Linked DNA regions of Homo sapiens: region 1 is linked to region 2. The links are chromatin loops, found by intact Hi-C in ENCODE. Cell type or tissue: dorsolateral prefrontal cortex. All regions are shown on one strand. Links, peaks and the distances in the headings refer to the core of each region. The heading gives the core; the rest is flanking DNA.

What was found. Hi-C counts contacts between places; a loop is a spot of excess contacts. Peaks named below come from ENCODE experiments on the same cell type or tissue, not always from the same donor. Only the 100,000 strongest peaks of a DNase experiment are listed, where the experiment ranks them.
Region 1: a loop joins it to region 2, with 5 times the contacts of the local background. A loop is called at or near these places in 10 of 110 quality-filtered maps.

Annotation. Positions count from the first base shown.
Region 1 is chr21:31,797,083-31,805,414 of GRCh38, reverse strand. No RefSeq gene overlaps it. Among named protein-coding and RNA genes, the nearest start is that of SCAF4, 69 kb to the right of the region's middle. RefSeq lists enhancers at 4,209-4,709, 4,710-5,210. In dorsolateral prefrontal cortex, for the core only: no CTCF peak of the experiment used is centred there; a DNase peak (open chromatin) is centred at 4,781; H3K27ac peaks cover 2,758 bases; H3K27me3 peaks cover 316 bases.
Region 2 is chr21:31,878,218-31,886,549 of GRCh38, reverse strand. The region is part of intron 1 of HUNK (hormonally up-regulated Neu-associated kinase); the gene reads right to left. Among named protein-coding and RNA genes, the nearest start is that of HUNK, 9.4 kb to the right of the region's middle. RefSeq lists an enhancer at 5,042-5,542. In dorsolateral prefrontal cortex, for the core only: no CTCF peak of the experiment used is centred there; no DNase peak of the experiment used is centred there.

The DNA of each region.
Region 1 (8,332 bases), core at 325-8,324, 81 kb after region 2:
GAAATGGTGGGGTCTTTGGGAGGTAATTAGGTTTAGATGAGGTGATGAGGGTGGGAAGAAGAAGAGACCAGAGGTCACCTTCTCTCCCTCTCCACAATTTAAGGACATGGTTAGAAGGCAGCCCTCTGCAAGACAGGAAGTGGGCCCTCAACAGGAACTGAATCAGCTGGCACCTTGATCTTGGACTTCTCAGCCTCCAGAGCTATTTGAAAATAAATTTCTGTTGTTTAAGCCACCCAGTGTATGCTATTTTGTTATGGTAGCCCAAGCAGATGAACACAGCTGGATAGAAAAAGAAACAAAGGGGGCTGGGTGCTCACGCCTGTAATCCCAGCACTTTGGGAGGCCAAGACTGGTGGATCATTTGAGGTCAGGAGTTCTAGATCAGCCTGGCCAACATGATGAAACCCCATCTCTACTAAAAATACAAAAATTAGCCAGGCATGGTGGCGCACACCTGTTATCCCAGCTACTTGGGAGGCTGAGGCAGGAGAATTGCTTGAACCTGGGAGGTGGAGGTTGCTGTGAGCTGAGATCATGCCACTGAACTCCAGCCCAGGTGACAGAGCAAGACTCTGTCTCAATTTAAAAAAAAAAAAAAAAAAGAAGAAGAGGAAGAAGGCCAGGAGGAGTGGCTTATGCCTTAATCCCAGCACTTTGGGAGGTCAAGGCGGGTGGATCACGAGGTTAGGAGTTCAATCCCAGCCTGACCAATATGGTGAAACCCCGTCTCTACTAAAAATACAAAAATTAGCCAGGCATGGTGGCATGTGCCTGTAGTCCCAGCTACTCAGGAGGCTGAGGCAGGAGAATCACTTGAACCCAGGAGGCAGAGGTTGCAGTAAGCCAAGACTGCACCACTGCACTCCAGCCTGGGCAACAGCGCCAGACTCTGTCTTGAAAGAAAGAGAAAGAAAGAAAGAAAGAAAGAGAGAGAGAGAGAGAGAAGGAAGGAAGGAAGGAAGGAAGGAAGGAAGGAAGGAAGGAAGGAAGGAAGGAAGGAGAAAAGAAAAAGAAAGAAAGAAAGAAAAAAAGAAAGAAAGAAAGAAAGAAAGAAAGAAAGAGAAAAATAAAGGGCTACCTCCTGTTGTTTTAACCAAGAACTCTTCTCCAAATCTAGGAATCGTTCCCGTACATAGTCTCTGTCTGACACCCACGCTCAGGTAGGCCTCATCAATCTTGTTTTCTGACACTGATGAGCTCTCTCGGGTTTTTAGATCCTTTCCAGGTGTACACCATTGTCTGCACTATATTTCCAGCCACTTCCTCCTTTCAGGGTTTCACCATTGCCTTTGACTTTTGCTAAAAAGTCTGAGGTTTTTTTCCACCCTGGAAATGCCTTGTCCCTTTGTCCTCTTTGTATAAACAGATGCTTCCTAATCGTCTCCCTCATCCTAGGTCTTTGCCAACAGTCACCCAATTACAGTCAGATTCCAGTAATGTCTTAGAGAGACAGTGCCTCAGTTGGAAGCTTAAATGCAGCCTTGAGCTTCTTTCCTCCATGCAAACCCGGGACTCTTCAAATTCTTCTCCGGTTATGTAACTGTAATTCCCATAAGCTTTCTCCCAAAATGTTCGTCATATAGTACCTTCAAGCGTACATAACTCTAATAACTTACGTTTGTTTAAACATGCATTAAATTGAAATAGAACTATGAGCCACCTGGGACCCAGGCATTTCATTTCAGGGTTTAGCCATTGCTTTCCTTTATGCGTAAGCAGGTAAACCTGTTGTGTCAAGAAAGAAAATGCTTGGCGAAGAACTGAAATATTCTCACCCATATTAATGACATTTCAGCAAGCTTTTCCGAACCCAACCTCTTACTCACCGTGTGAAGGACTCTCAGAGCTGTAGGAACAGCAGGGCAAAAAGCTGAGTGTTTGCCTACTTCCTCTCATGCCAAGGGGGCCGAGAGAAGGATGAAGGAGTGTGCCTGGGTTGCTCAAGGAAAAAGCAATCTGAATTTGCTGGGATTTGGAGGAGGAGCACCTTGGAGATCCGTACTTGTTCCCTACTTACACGGTTAGCTACTGCAGCCACTAGTCACATGCGGCTATTTACATTTTAATTGAATAGAATTAAGTAAAATTGAAAATGTGGTTTCTCGATCACACTAGTCACATTTGAAGTGTTCAAGTGCTACAGGTGGCTGGTGGCTAGTTTAATAGGACGGTGCAGGTACAGAACATTCCCATCATTTTGAAAAGTTCTAGTGCATCGCTCTGATCTATAATGTAAGTAATGCTTATAAGAAAGACCGATAAGCGAAATTTCTTTTTTTTTTTTTTTTTTTTGAGACCAAGTCTCACTCTGCCACCCAGGCTGGAGTGCAGTTGTGCAATCTCGGCTCACTGCAACCTCCGCCTACCAGGTTCAAGCGATTCTCCTGCCTCAGCCTCCCAAGTACCTGGGACTACAGGCGCCCACTACCACGCCTGGCTAAGTTTTGCATTTTTAGAAGACACGAGGCTTCACCCTGTTGGCCAGGCTGGTCTCAAACTCCTGACCTTAAGTGATCCACCCACGTCCGCCTCCCAAAGTGCTGAGATTACAGGTGTGAGCCACTGTGCCTGGAGAAATTTCTACTTTTAAAATGAACATTGAGAAAATATAAAGTGAACTTTGCTGACTACAGTAAGAGTAAAACAATTTTTTCAAAAGGATGATTCCTAGGTGCTTTGTCAACACAAGTCAAAGAAAGGAATGAAAGACCGAGAGAAAAAAGGAAGAATAACCAGATGGGTATCAGCACTGAAGGGGCTCACCGAAGACCAAGGGAACCCATCAATTCTAAGCGGGTAAAAAAAAAAAAAAAAAACAGTGACCCGAGGTTGACTTGTCTGAAATGCTGTCGGGAGGCAGGAAGCACTTTGTCATTTAGAAAATGTGAGCCTGCAGGCACAGGGTCACAGGCCATGCTGGCCTTTGGTGAGTCAATTTTAAAAACGTGAACATTGTGCGCATGTACCCTAAAACTTAAAGTATAATAATAATAAAATTTAAAAAAAAAGTAATATGAGGGAGGAGATTGTTCCCTTTAAATAGCCCTTAACCCCTATTTACACATCTTTCCCTTTCCTTAAGACCACACTGGGTCAGTTTTGCAATAATTTATGAGGGCACCACTGTTGGGATGGGGGTTGGGGGGACACCCAGAGGCCAAGGAACTCTTGTCCAAACCTGTCAGGAGAGAAACCCCAGGAATCTGTAATTTCCAGGAATCTTTGATATTCAGACTCCAGGGCTCAAATGTCTCCATCTGTCTGTGTTTTTAAACCACTGCTTTACTTGGTAAGACTCCACCCCTCCCTCCACTACCAAACAGTAAATGGCTAGTGTGTATTGTACTGCCATATCGATTTTTCAAGGCTCATGTATAGCAGTCCTGCAAGAGTAGCCTCCATTTCTGGAATTCTACGATATTGTGAAACACGTCTGGTTTTCATCTTGTTTCCTGGCATATAATTCCTAAAATCCTCAGAGTCTCCAAAGTGATGTCTTCTCTATGTAAATGATTTGACTGATGACTGGCAACCCCTAGATAACTTTGGGATGGGGGCTGGTCACCAGAAAGACCAAGGCGGGATTAGAGGGTTGGGACTTTCAGCCCCCTCCCCAACCTCAGCAAAGGGGAGAGGGGTTGAAGGTCAAGTTGTTCACCAATGCCCAATGATGTCATCAATCATGCCTGCGTAATGAAGCTTACATAAAAACCCGAAAGGACGGGGTTCAGAGAGCCAGCAGATAGCCAGACACACAGGGGCTTACACAACAACCATGTGCCTGGACCGTGGCGCACCCCAACTCCACGGGGACAGAAGCTCTGGGCTCAGGACTCCTCCAGACCTCCTCCTGTGTATCTCTTCATCTGAGTGTTTATTTGTATCTTTTCGTTGTTGTTGTTTGAAAGGAGTATCACTCTGTCGCCCAGGCTGGAGTGCAGTGGCTCAATCTTGGCTCACTGCAACCTCTGCCTCCTGGGGTTCAAGCGATTCTCCTGCCTCAGCCTCCCGAGTAGCTGGGATTACAAGCACCTGCCACCACACCCAGCTAATTTTTGTGTTTTCAGTAGAGACAGGGTTTCACCATGTTAGCCAGGTTAGTCTCGAACTCCTGACCTCAGGTAATCCGCCCCCCTCGGCATCCCAAAGTGCTGGGATTACAGGTGTGAGCCACCGTGCCCAGCCTCATTTGTATATCTTAAAATATCCTTTGTAATAAACTGGTAAACATAAGGATTTCCTGAAGTCTGTGAGCAGCTCCAGCAAATTAATCGAACCAAAGGAGGAGGTTGTGGGAACCCCAATTCAGAGCTGGTGAGTCACAAGCACAGGCAAAATAACCAGGGGCTTATGATTGGCATCAGAAGAGGGGGGCAGCCTTGGGGGCTGAGCCCCTGGCCCTGTGGGATGTGACGCTAGCTCCAGGTAGATGGCATTCAACTGGAGTACAGCCAGCTGGTGTCCGCTGCAGACTGATTGCTTGCTTGGAGTGTGGGGGAAACTCACACACATTTGGTCTCAGAAGTCTTCTATGTTAATTGTTGTGGAGTGAGAGAATAGAAATAACACTTTGAGCTTGTTTTTACTCAGGCTTTATAAGAGCTCTGAGGAAAATCGGCTCTGCTGACTGCTCACTCCATCCCACCTGCGTGGTGGGCTGGCAGAGGGGCAGCCTGATCCAGGGAAGCTCTGGAATTGGCATGCCCCCCATGAGCAGGACTGAGGCAGACCTGTCTGGGCGTGCACTTTCTTATTCAGGAGACCCCAGCCGAGGGTGGAGCCGCAAAGCACAGGATCCCATCCGATCTGTGTGTCACTGCTCAGTGACAATAGCCGGGGAGCTGCTTACAGCAGCTCCGCAGATTGGCAGCAGGTCCGAGACTGATGACTGCTAGCAGCAAAATCAGCCTGTCACTCCCTCTGCCTCTCACTCTAACTGGGAGAGGGGTGAGGATGGGAGGCTCGCCCAGGCCTGGAAACCGGCCTCCCGCCCTTCCTGTGCTCCACACCTGGGACTCCCCGACTCCCCATTCTCCAGTCCCCCTGCAGGGCTGTCACCGACTCTCTTGCCAGAACAGGGAGCCAGGAATGTCTTCTGCGCCCACATCTGAGGGCTGGCAAACTTGTGCAACTGCTGGGGCTCAGAGCACAACTATCAACTCTTGGGATCACATGAACACATCATACACATACCATTCCATTCCCCCACACACACCTATACTCACACACACACCCTCTCCAAACACATACATATAGCACACATGCCTCCAAACTCATATGCATACATATATACACATAGACACCCATTCCACACACACACACACACACACACACACACACACACACACACACATCCACACTTACATGCTTTTGAGAGTTCAGCCATTACCACGGTCGTTTTGCCTGGCTAAGCTTGAAGCTGCCTGTGAATAGGAAGCAGGCTCCACGGTGGGGCTCAACTCACCCCCCAACTCCTGTGGCAGCAGCTCTGGACAGGGAGGAAGTCGCCTGTGCTGAAGCCCTTCCCTCTTCTGCCCCACCCAAGGGACATAGGACTCAGCCTGAGCTCAAGCAAGAGCAGGCTGTCATCCAGGGTTTGTGGTCGTTGGGTGACACTAGCATATCTCTCATTATAAGATGTATTACGTAATATCATATGGTCTATGATATCACATGTATGGCATATGAAAGATGTGTGTGTGTGTGTGTGTGTGTGTGTGTGTGTGTGTGTGTGTGTAGAAACCATGTCTACGAACAGGCCAACAAGAGAAGAGACAGAGAGGATAAATGCAACCTGTTCTAACAGGAATGCAGCAGCATACTGTTTGGAAATTGGCCCCGCAGCGGAGCAATAATGCAGCCCAGGCCCAGGGTCAGTTTGTAATCACATTCACGCAGGTGTCAGGCACTGTGTCCACTTGAGTACCAGTGAGAGGCTCATGCTGAAATCTGCAGGAATCCAGCTATTTCAAAGAAATTGGGAAGAAACAAGAGCTGAAGGGACTGCAGCAATGTGGTATTTTTAAGGTGTTGCTAACTGGCTAATAATATCCGGGTTGTGGGGCGTACTGCACACACTCAAAGGCTCTGCCAACACAAGCTAATTAACCTGTACTCAGAGGTGGGTGTGCATATGAACTGTTACCACTTCTGCTCGCAGAACCACTTAGCTGTGTCACACTTCTTGTAGCAACACGCCAAGTGATCGCTAAAAACACACTGGGTTTTAAATACCTGGATTTAAACGAATAGTGCTGGGAATCTCTGAGGCTGCTCATGCATTCAAATTACAGTTCTGCCTCTCTCCTCCTAGCTCCCGGCTGCTGTACATTCTTCTAGACTTTAACGCCCACTCAGATATCTCCCTCATCTACAAAGCCTTCCCCAGCTGTGCTTGCACGCAAATCGATCCTTCTCCATGGTGACCAGCCATCATGTTTGCCTGGGACTATCTCAGTTTAATACTGAAAGCCCTGTGTAGCAGCCAACCCTTTAGTCCTGGGCAACCTGGGACCACAAGACTCTCACCATTCTAACGGATGCATTGCATATGATTTTGCTACTAATAATACTGTCTGCTGTCTAGTAATATAACCTAGTAATTTGTAATGAGTTTGTCTCAAGATTATAAACTGCTCAAGAACAAGGTTCTTTCTTCATCTCCTCGGAATATCTAATCTGGGCACAAAGAATTACATGTTGACTTCATTTCTTATTTCTTTTTTTTTTTTTTTTTTTTGAGACAGAGCCTTGCTTTGTCACCCAGACTGCAGCACAGTGGCACAATCTCAGCTCACTGCAACCTCTGCCTCCTGGGTTCAATTCATTCTCCTGCCTCAGCCTTCCGAGTAGCTGGGATTACAGGCATGCCCGGCTAATTTTTGTATTTTTAGCAGAGATGGGGTTTTGCCATGTTGCCCAGGCTGGTCTCGAACTCCTAACCTTGTGATCTGCCCACCTCGGCCTCCCAAAGTGCTGGGATTACAGGCGTGGGCCATGGAACCCGGCCAACTTCCTTTCTTGTAATACCAGGTTTCTGCTATGACACAAGTCAAAAACAGACCCCTAAAAGGTTTTTCCCTCTGGAGACAGGATAGGGCCTTCCCACCAAATGGTACCTTGAGCCTTAATCCTCCAGATTGAAGGTTCAAACCAAGGACTCAGGAAATTTGCCCTGATTGACAGAAGAGCCCTCGCTAGCCAACTCTTCTGAGTTGATCCCTACAGAGTTTGTTCTGGGCCCACCCTAGAACTTCCAATTCAGGGCTGCAGCTCCCTAGTGATTCCGATTCAAGCAGTCCTTGAAAAATAAGAGTAAGGCCAGGCACAGCAGTGCATGCTTGTAATCCCAGCACTTCAAGAAGCCAAGGTGAGAATATCCCTTGAGGCCAGGAGTTCGAAACCAACCGAGGCAACATAGTGAGACCCCGTCTTTATAAAAAAAATTTTTTTTAATTAGCCAGGTCGTGGCTGTAGTCCCAGCTATTCAGGAGGCTGAGGTAGGAGGATCAGTTGAGCCCAGGAGGTGGAGGCTATGGTAAATTGTGATCACGCAACCACACTCCAGCCTGGGCAAAACAGCAAGACCCTGTCTCAGAAGTAAAACAGAAAAAAGAAAAGAAAAATAGAGTAGAAACACTTTCATTCAGCTCTGTTGGGACTAGTTGTCGACTGTCAATCGAAAAAGCCACTTACAGTGAAAATTCATTTTTAAAAAGAAAAAAAGATAAATATTTAACCTTAAACATTTCATTTTACTGTAAAACAAGTAAAAAATTTTTTGATGTAAGTCCAAGGCCTTCCTTTGGATTTGCTCATTGGATTTCTTCGTTGTTTTTCTTGTATAAATCATGCCTGTATATTTCTAGTTATGATTTCTTTAAAATAGAACGAGAATTTAAAGACACTTGTGAAGTATCCTGAGTGTGGAATCCTTCCAGAGCCTTGCAATATTTTTCTCAATCTTTTTACAGTTGTCTCAACCACACCAAATTAAGCAAAAATTTTAAGCAACTTACATTTGTTGGATCTTACCAAAGCATTCAACTTAATTATCTGTGAAGTAATTATGTTTTTTTTGCATAGAATATAAGTGTCATGAAAAAGGGGATCTTTGTTTTCTTGTTCACTGATTTATTCCAAGCATGAAGAACATTGCCTTGCATACTGTAGATGTTCAATTTGTTGAATAAAGTGGTTCCCCTAATAATTAAATTAGTTAGTTACAGCAATGAGTACAAATGGCAGAAAGAGGTTTGGGAGCTAATGTAACTAACTCTTGGTAAGCACAGCAGGTAAATCAGCAGGTGGGTGCATGGGTGCACGAGAG
Region 2 (8,332 bases), core at 139-8,138:
ATATATTCCATGGGATCAGGTGATGTTAAAGGTTTAATTATGTCCCCCCAGAATTCATCTGTTGGAGTCCTAACCCCAGTACCTCAGTACTTTATTTGAATATGAGGGGTCTTTTTTTTTTTTTTTGAGACAGTCTCATTCTGTCTCCCAGTTTGGAGTACAATGGCGCAATCTCGGCTCGCTGCAACGTCCGCCTCCCAGCCAGGTTCATGTGATTCTCATGCCTCAGCTTCCCGAGTAGCTGGATTTACAGGTGTGCACCACCACACCCAGATAATTTTTGTATTTTTCATAGAGACAGGGTTTCACTGTGTTGGCCAGACTGGTCTCAAACTCCTGACCTCAGGTGATCTGCCTGCCTCAGCTTCCCAAAGAGCTAAGATTATAGGCGTGAGCCACTGCGCCTAGCCCCCTGAATATGAGGTCTTTAGAGAAGTAATCAAGTTAAAGTGAGGTCATTAAGGTGGGCCCTGATCCAATTTGAACTGGTGTCCTTATCAAAAGGGAACATAGGCCAAGCGTGGTGGCTCACGTCTATAGTCTGTAATCCCAGCATTTTGGGAGGCTGAGACGGGTGGATCACGAGGTCAGGAGTTCAAGACCAGCTTGATCAACGTGGTGAAATGGTCTTTACTAAAAATACAAAAATTAGGTGGGTATGGTGGCGCGTGCCTGTCATCCCAGCTACTCAGGAGGCTGAGGCAGGAAAATCGCTTGAACCTGGGAGGCAGAGATTGCAGTGAGCCAAGATTGTGCCACTACACAACAGCCTGGGCAACAGAGCAAGTCTCTGTATCAAAAAAATAAAAAAATACAAAAGGGAACATTTGGACAGAGAGACAGACACACGTGGAGGGCAGACGATGTAAAGAGACACAGGAAGAAGACAGCCATGGATAAGCCGAGGACAGGGGCATGGAACAGATCCATCCTGCACAAGCCTCAGAAGGACCCACCCTGCCAACACCTTGATTTTGGACTTCCAGCCTCCAGAATGAGAGACAGTAAGGCCTTGCTATTCCAGCCCCCGGGTCTGTGGTGCTGTCTTATGGCAGCTCTAGCAAACCACTCCAGGTGGTGAGGAGGGACAAAGCAGAGTGAAGGGGCAGAGAGTGACAGGGGACAGGGCATTCAGAGACGGTCGTCAGGCCGAGGCCACAGGAATTCCAACAGCAGGGCCCGCCTGTCGGCCCCACCAAGGCTGCTCCTCAGAGGGCATCTCAAATAGACAGAGCCCCTCGAAGAGTGCCAAGGCGCATGCACTGTCACACACACGCATTAATGTACTAATACCTGTCTTAGTGCATTTTATGTCCAAGTTACGTAATGGCTCTTGCTCCTTGAAAGGTTTTCATTTCCCTCGATATTCCCCCTTTCTCTTTCTTCTCAACCACTGTCTTAGTCAGCTTGGGCTGGTGTAACATAGTACCATAATACCATAGACTGGATGCCTTATAAAGAACAGACAATTTGGCCAGGCGCGATGACTCGTGCCTGTAATCCCAGCACTTTGGGAGGCTGAGGCGGGTGGATCACCTCAGGTCAGGAGTTCGAGACCAGCCTGACCAACAAGGCAAAACCCCATTTCTACTAAAAATACAAAAATTAGCCGGGTGTGGTGGCACGCACCTGTAGTCCCAGCTACTCGGGAGGCTGAGACAGGAGAATCACTTGACCCAGAAGGCAGAGGTTGCAGTGAGCCAAGAGGGTGCCACTGCACCCCAGCCTGGCCGACAAAGAGTGACACTCCATCAAAAAAAAGAAAAAAAAAAGAAGAGACGTGTCTTTCTCACAGTTCTGGAGGCTGTGAAGTCTAAGCCTAACACACCTGCAGATCCAGTGTCTGATGAGGGCGTGTTTTCTGGCTCATAGAAATGGCACCTTTTCACTGAGTCCTCATATGGTGGAAGGACAAACAAGCTCCTTTAGGCACCCTTTATTTATTTATTTTTTTTTTGAGACAGAGTTTTGCTCTTGTCACCCAGGCTAGAGTGCAATGTCATGATCTTGGCTCACTGCAACCTCCACCTCCCAGGTTCAAGTGATTCTCCTGCCTCAGCCTCCCAAGTAGCTGGGATTACAGGTGCCCACCACCACGCCTGGCTAATTTTTGTATTTTCAGTAGAGATGGGGTTTCACCATGTTGGTCAGGCTGGTGTCAAGCTCCTGACCTCAAGTGATCCACCCACCTCGCCCTCCCAAAGTCTGGGATTACAGGTGTGAGCCACCATGCCTGGCCTTTTTTATTTTTTTATTTTTTCACTGCAACCTCAGTCAGGCACCTTTTATAAGGGCACTAATCCCATTCATGAGGGTAGATCTCATCACCTCCCAAAGGCCCCATCTCCAAATACCATCACACTGGAGGTTTGAATTTCAACAAAAGAATTTTGGGGGACACAAACATTCTGATCATAGCAACCATCCACCATAAATGGTACCACCTTTCCCATGAAGAGATGATGGGACATGGACTCACAGTTGTCTTACTTAAACCAGCAAGAGTCAAAGATTTCCAAAGACCATCCCACACAGTATCATGCCTCTCCCTTGCAATCCAGGCATGGTAAGGGTCGGGGCAGAATCAAGGGTGCTTACTCCAGGGTCATGGTTGCAGAACCAACCTGCCTAGCCTGAGTGTGTATAATCTACAACTGTAGCCCAACTGGCACCGGTGTTAACAAACCAAGGTGACCCAAACCCTCAGCCCAGTAATCTGCAGACTTCCATTTAGTCAGCAGAGCCAACAAGGGTGGGCAACAAAGCAGTGGCTCTTAATATTTTAGAGGTAAATAACTCCATTTAGAGTATGACGAAACCCATGGACCCTCTCCTCAGAAATATGTTTACATGCACACAATTGATAGGGCTCCATAGACCTCCAAAACTTATCAATTATCCTTCTCTAGTTCATGAACTCCCAAGAAATAACTTCTGCAAATGGCAAGAACCACAAAGAAAAAGAGAAAGAATAATGGGGAGCGAGGGAAGGTGGTAGACACTGCAAAATATATCACTCAAAGACGACTAATTTCCTTAATATATAAAGAGCTCCTATAAATCAATAAGAAAAAGGCCAAAACCCCAAAAGAAAATTGGCGAATGGACATGAACAATGAACAGAAATGAAGTACAAACAGTTGAGAAGGTATGAAAATATACTCAATTCCCATGTAAATAAGAGAAACAATAAATAAGACAAGATACCATGTTTAATACACTCGATTGGCAAAGATCAAAATGAGTACCCTGTTGGCTGACATGTGGAAAAGCAAACACTCCCATACCAGATGGGTGTGGTTATAAGTTGGGAACCCTTATAAATTATAAGGGTTATCAATGTGATTATAAATTGCCAACCTCTATGGCAGGCAATTTGGCAATACTTATCAACAGTTAAAATAGACATACCTTTTGGCCTAAGACTAGGAATTTACCCCTCAGATACACTGAGGGGTCACATTTACAAAGTGACAAATGGTCATGGATATTTACTGAAGTATGGTTTGAGAATAACAAAAAAAAAAAAATTATGTACTCCCTAAATGTCCATCAACAAGGGATGGTTAAGTCAACATGATACTTCCACACAATGACTACTATGCAATAACTAATTAACATAAAGAGTGAGGCAATTCTGTAGTAGTCATGGGGAAGAATGCTCAAGACATATTGCTAAGTGAAAAAGCAAGATAATGAACAGCATGTACAGTTTAAAAATACATCTGCCCTGGTGGGTGGGAGGGATGGATGAAGAGAAGCTGGTTCATGGGTACAAACATACATAGATAGAAGAACTAAATTCTAATGTCTGTTAGGGTGACTATACTTAGTAGCAATACTTTGTATATTTCAAGGTAACTAGAACAGAGGACTTGATATAATACCAACCCGTGGAAATGAATACTTAGGTGATGGACACGCCGATACTCTGGCTTGATCATTACACACTCCATGCATGGAACACTCACATGTACCCCATAAATATGTAAAATATTATGTATCAATAAAGAAGAAAAATCTGCCCCTAACTACGCATTTACAAATATGTATGTGGGTCTCTATGCATATAGGGTATCTCTGGAGGGATACACAAGGACTAGAAGGAGGAGTGACCTCTCACGAGAAGATCCAGGAACTGAAGAGCCCAGATAAGAAGCAGTTACCTCTCACTGCAAACCCTCTCAGAACCTTTGAATTTCAGACCATGTGTCTGTATTACCAATTCCAAAACTTAACCAAATGCATCTTGAAAACACAAAGATGATTAAAAACCAAAAAGAACCCAGTGATTAGAAGTTGCATAGCTAGGGCACAGTGGCCACCGTAAGAGTGCTAAGAGGATGTTAACAGATGGCTCTACCCTGAGTAGTTTTTTTTGTCCATGAGAATGTCCCAAACTGTTACTCTACTCATCAAAAATCCAAATTCCCACAACTCCTTCAACAACTTTTCCCACCACTCACGAGTGATGGGGGAGGGGGGGTCTCTTCCCAGGAAAGTGCCACCGTCTCTGAAGTAGGCATGCTGGCCCACAACTTGGCCCAACACTCAGTTGCCCCAGAGTTCTCAGGAAAAAACCCATAGAGCATACATATAAAGTGAGCTTTCAATCTTGTAAGTACTGAGAAACACAACAGAGCCCTGATGATTCTAACCTAAGAGAAATGTGAGGCCAGAAAATCCCCCAGCGTGTGGCACATAGAATCTGCTAATGAGATGCCACGCCGGCTGCTCCCTCATTGCAGGGAGAGAGACCACAGTCGAGCAGCAAGGTAGGGCAGGCTGAAGAGAAGCTGGTTCATGGGTACAAACATACATAGATAGAAGGACTAAATGCTAATGTTTGCTACGGGGACTATATTTAGCAGCAATAATTTGTATATTTCTTTGTTGTTGTTGTTGTTGTTGTTGCTGCTGCTGTTGTTATGGAGTTTTTGCTCTTGTTACCCAGGCTGGAGTGCAGTGGCACAATCTCGGCTCACTGCAACCTCCACCTCCTTGGTTCAAGCGACTCTCCTGCCTCAGCCTCCCGAGTAGCTGGGATTACAGGAACACACACTTGGCTAATTTTTTTGTATTTTTAGTAGAGACAGGGTTTCACCATGTTGGCCAGGCTGGTCTCAAACTCCTGACCTCAGGTGATCTGCCTCCCTCGGCCTCCCAAAGTGCTGGGATTACACGCGTGAGCCACCACGCCTGGCCATACTTTGTATATTTCAAGGTAACGAGATGAGAGGACTTGATACCAACACATGGAAATGATGACCACTCATATCCAAAATGCGCATGGAAAAGATGCCCACGTTGTCTACGGTCCATATGGTATGGACTCAGATGAAAAGCCCTGGACTCTGACCCTGTCTCTTTCAGTAAACAGCAAATGCTGGGCTGCACCCCCAGATTCCCCGTCAGTGCTGAAGAACTGACTGCCTCAGCTGCAGGCTATCAGCTGTGAGCTCTCCCCAGGAACCGCCCTCAGCAACTGTCCCGTACGAGGCCATGCCCCTTGCCTGGGCAGCCCCCATCAAGGACTGGCCGATGCGGAAATATAAATCCCAGTCCTCTCAACCCAAGTTGGTCAGCTCTGAAGGGCCAGCTCAGCTCCAGCACTCACCACGGCATGGGCAGGGGCTTTGGCTGAGAGCGGTATTGGAGCCCAGCTTCTCCCTCTGCCCAGTGCTGCTTTGCCCCTTCCCTTGCAGAGGTCAGTTCTGAGAGTAATCCCTAAAAGCACATTCATCTCCTTCCCAAGATCCGCTTGCCACAACCCAATACTGACAGTCTAAAAAGGTGCTGGAGCTTGAACTATGCTCCCCCAAAAGATACCTTCAAGTCCCGTTGGTACCTGTGGATATGATCTTCTTTGAAAATAGGGACTTTGTAGATGTCATCGAGTTAAAATGAGGCAACACTGGATTAGGGTAGACCTACATCCCATGACTGGTGTCCTTATAAAGAGACATAGGAAAAGATTAAGAGACAGAAGAGACACTCAGAGGGAGGAACACTGTGTGAAGACAGACGCAGAGACAGAGCGCTGCAGTCATAAGCCAGAAAATGCCAAAGAGTGCTGGCCACCACCGGAAGCTAGTAAGAGGCAAGGAAGGATTCTCCCTGTGGCTGCAGAGGGAGCATGGCCCTGCCAACACCTTGGTTTTGGATCCTAGCCTCCAGAACTGTGACAGAATAAATTTCTGTTGTTGAAGCCACACAGTGTGTGGTAATTTGTTAGAACCATCCTAGCAAACTCATAGAGAATGTCAGAGAGAAGATCTACTCAGGGCACCCTTCTACGTAATCAAGGCAGGCAAGAACACCAGCAAGCTGGCTGTTACCCCCTCCACCAGGGCTGCTGCAGGCATCTAACAAGAATGTGCACGGGAGGGGCACCCTGAAAAAAACCGTAAAACACTGTAGCACTGGGCTGGTGCTGGTGATGGAGGAGAGGGAACAGCTGTCTCGAATTCACAGAGGCATCCCCCTCCTCGGGGACTATTCAGTCCCTGTGTTTCTAGCTCTTTCCTGCTGGTCATCGTACCACCCAGTGGCACCTCCTATCAGAAAGCGTGAAATTCAATTCAGGTCAGTACTTAGACCAGGGCTGAGTAGAGAAAGAAGTTTCACCCATCAGCTAACATAAGGCCTGGGGATTATCTACGGGTTTCAATTAGCCAAGAGAGCAGGTCTCTCCGTTACCATAAATAATCGACAGAGGGAATATATGTCCCAAGGCAAATGATAACCCTGTGCCCAAGCCTCCTTCCCATGGAGAACACCCCAACCTGTCCCTCTCTTCGGGGGCACATGGCTGCCACTCCCCACCCCTTCTGGGCAGATAAACCCTGGGACAGATGATTGCCGCGCTGACCTCCAATAGCTGGCAGCATGCAGAATTCTATAGTCTCACAGACCTGAGTCGGATTGGTATGCACGGGTAGCTATAGCCGTGACTCAACACCTGCAGAGAAAATGTAGGGTTGTACTCCTCTCCGTGGGCACCGTTTCTGCACTGTTGCGCTGACTCAAAGCACCCTTTGAAGTCCGTGGGACCTGTATCAATGAACACTAGGAACCAGGCCCTACGTGCCAATTTCCATCATTCACAAGTACTTCAAAAAGATGAGGCAGGGCAGGAAGTTCAAAAGAATCCGCCTGCAACTGCAGAATGCAATCCTCGAAATTACAGGCACTGCCTTGTCACACAGGGCTCACCAAGCAGGTGCTTTGCAAATGCCTCCTTCTTGCCAAGAAGTCCCTGCCAAGGATTAATAGGAATTTCCAGTTCTCTAAGCATTTCTTGTTCCTCAGAGCGATTACCCCTAAACTTCTAGCACTTCAAAAATACAGGATTTAGCACCTGTTTGTTTCAGAAATACTTGCTAAAAACAGATCTGCCAAAAGGCCACCTCTAAAATTAGTCATATTTCTTGCTCTGCAAAACATAGTAAATCGTATTTTTAGTAACTCCTTCACTCCAGGTATCTGGCACTGTCATGCTCTAAGCATGATTACTGGCAACTTAGTAAGCAGGCAACCCTTACTCTTAGCCTAAAAATAGTTCTGATGGAAGTGACAAGCCGGCTTATTATTCTTTAACCAAGGGTTAGAACAAGATATTTCAACATCTTAACCAATCATTTTATGTACTCAACTTTGTATCTCAGTGAGACTCAATCACAAAAAAGGTAACAGTGGCATGGACTGTCTGTTCTTGTTCTGTAGTTTGCCTGCCTACAACACTGGCTCAATACCTGAGATACACCTACTCTTTTCTCGATTCAGCTTTTCCAACTATATTTTTTCAACTTTTATCAATTTTTTACAAAACACAATAACCTGTCATGTGCCAGAGACCATGCCTCTTGTAGGTATCACGAACCATCACCAGGGTTCAAGCAATTCTCATGTGTCAGCCACCCAAGTAGCTGGGACTACAGGTGTGCACCACCACACCCAGCTAATTTTTGTGTTTTTAGTAGAGATGGGGTTTCTCCATGTTGGCCAGGCTGGTCTCAAACTCCTGACCTCAAATGATCCACCCACTTCGGCCTCCCAAAGTGCTGGGATTACAGGCATGAGCCACCGCGTCCAGCCACTAAACCAAACTTCTAAGGAATTATCCAAATATATTGCTGATGATAAAGGACCATTGTTTTACTGATTCCTTACAAACATTATTTATAATGTCTGTATTAGAAACATTATACGTGGTTTCTAAGTTGCTTCATTTAAAGTTTAACGTTTATGGAAATTTAAAATCTTAAACTCTTTTTTTTTTTTTTTTTTTTGAGATGGAGTCTCATTCTGTCACCCAGGCTGGAGTGCAGTG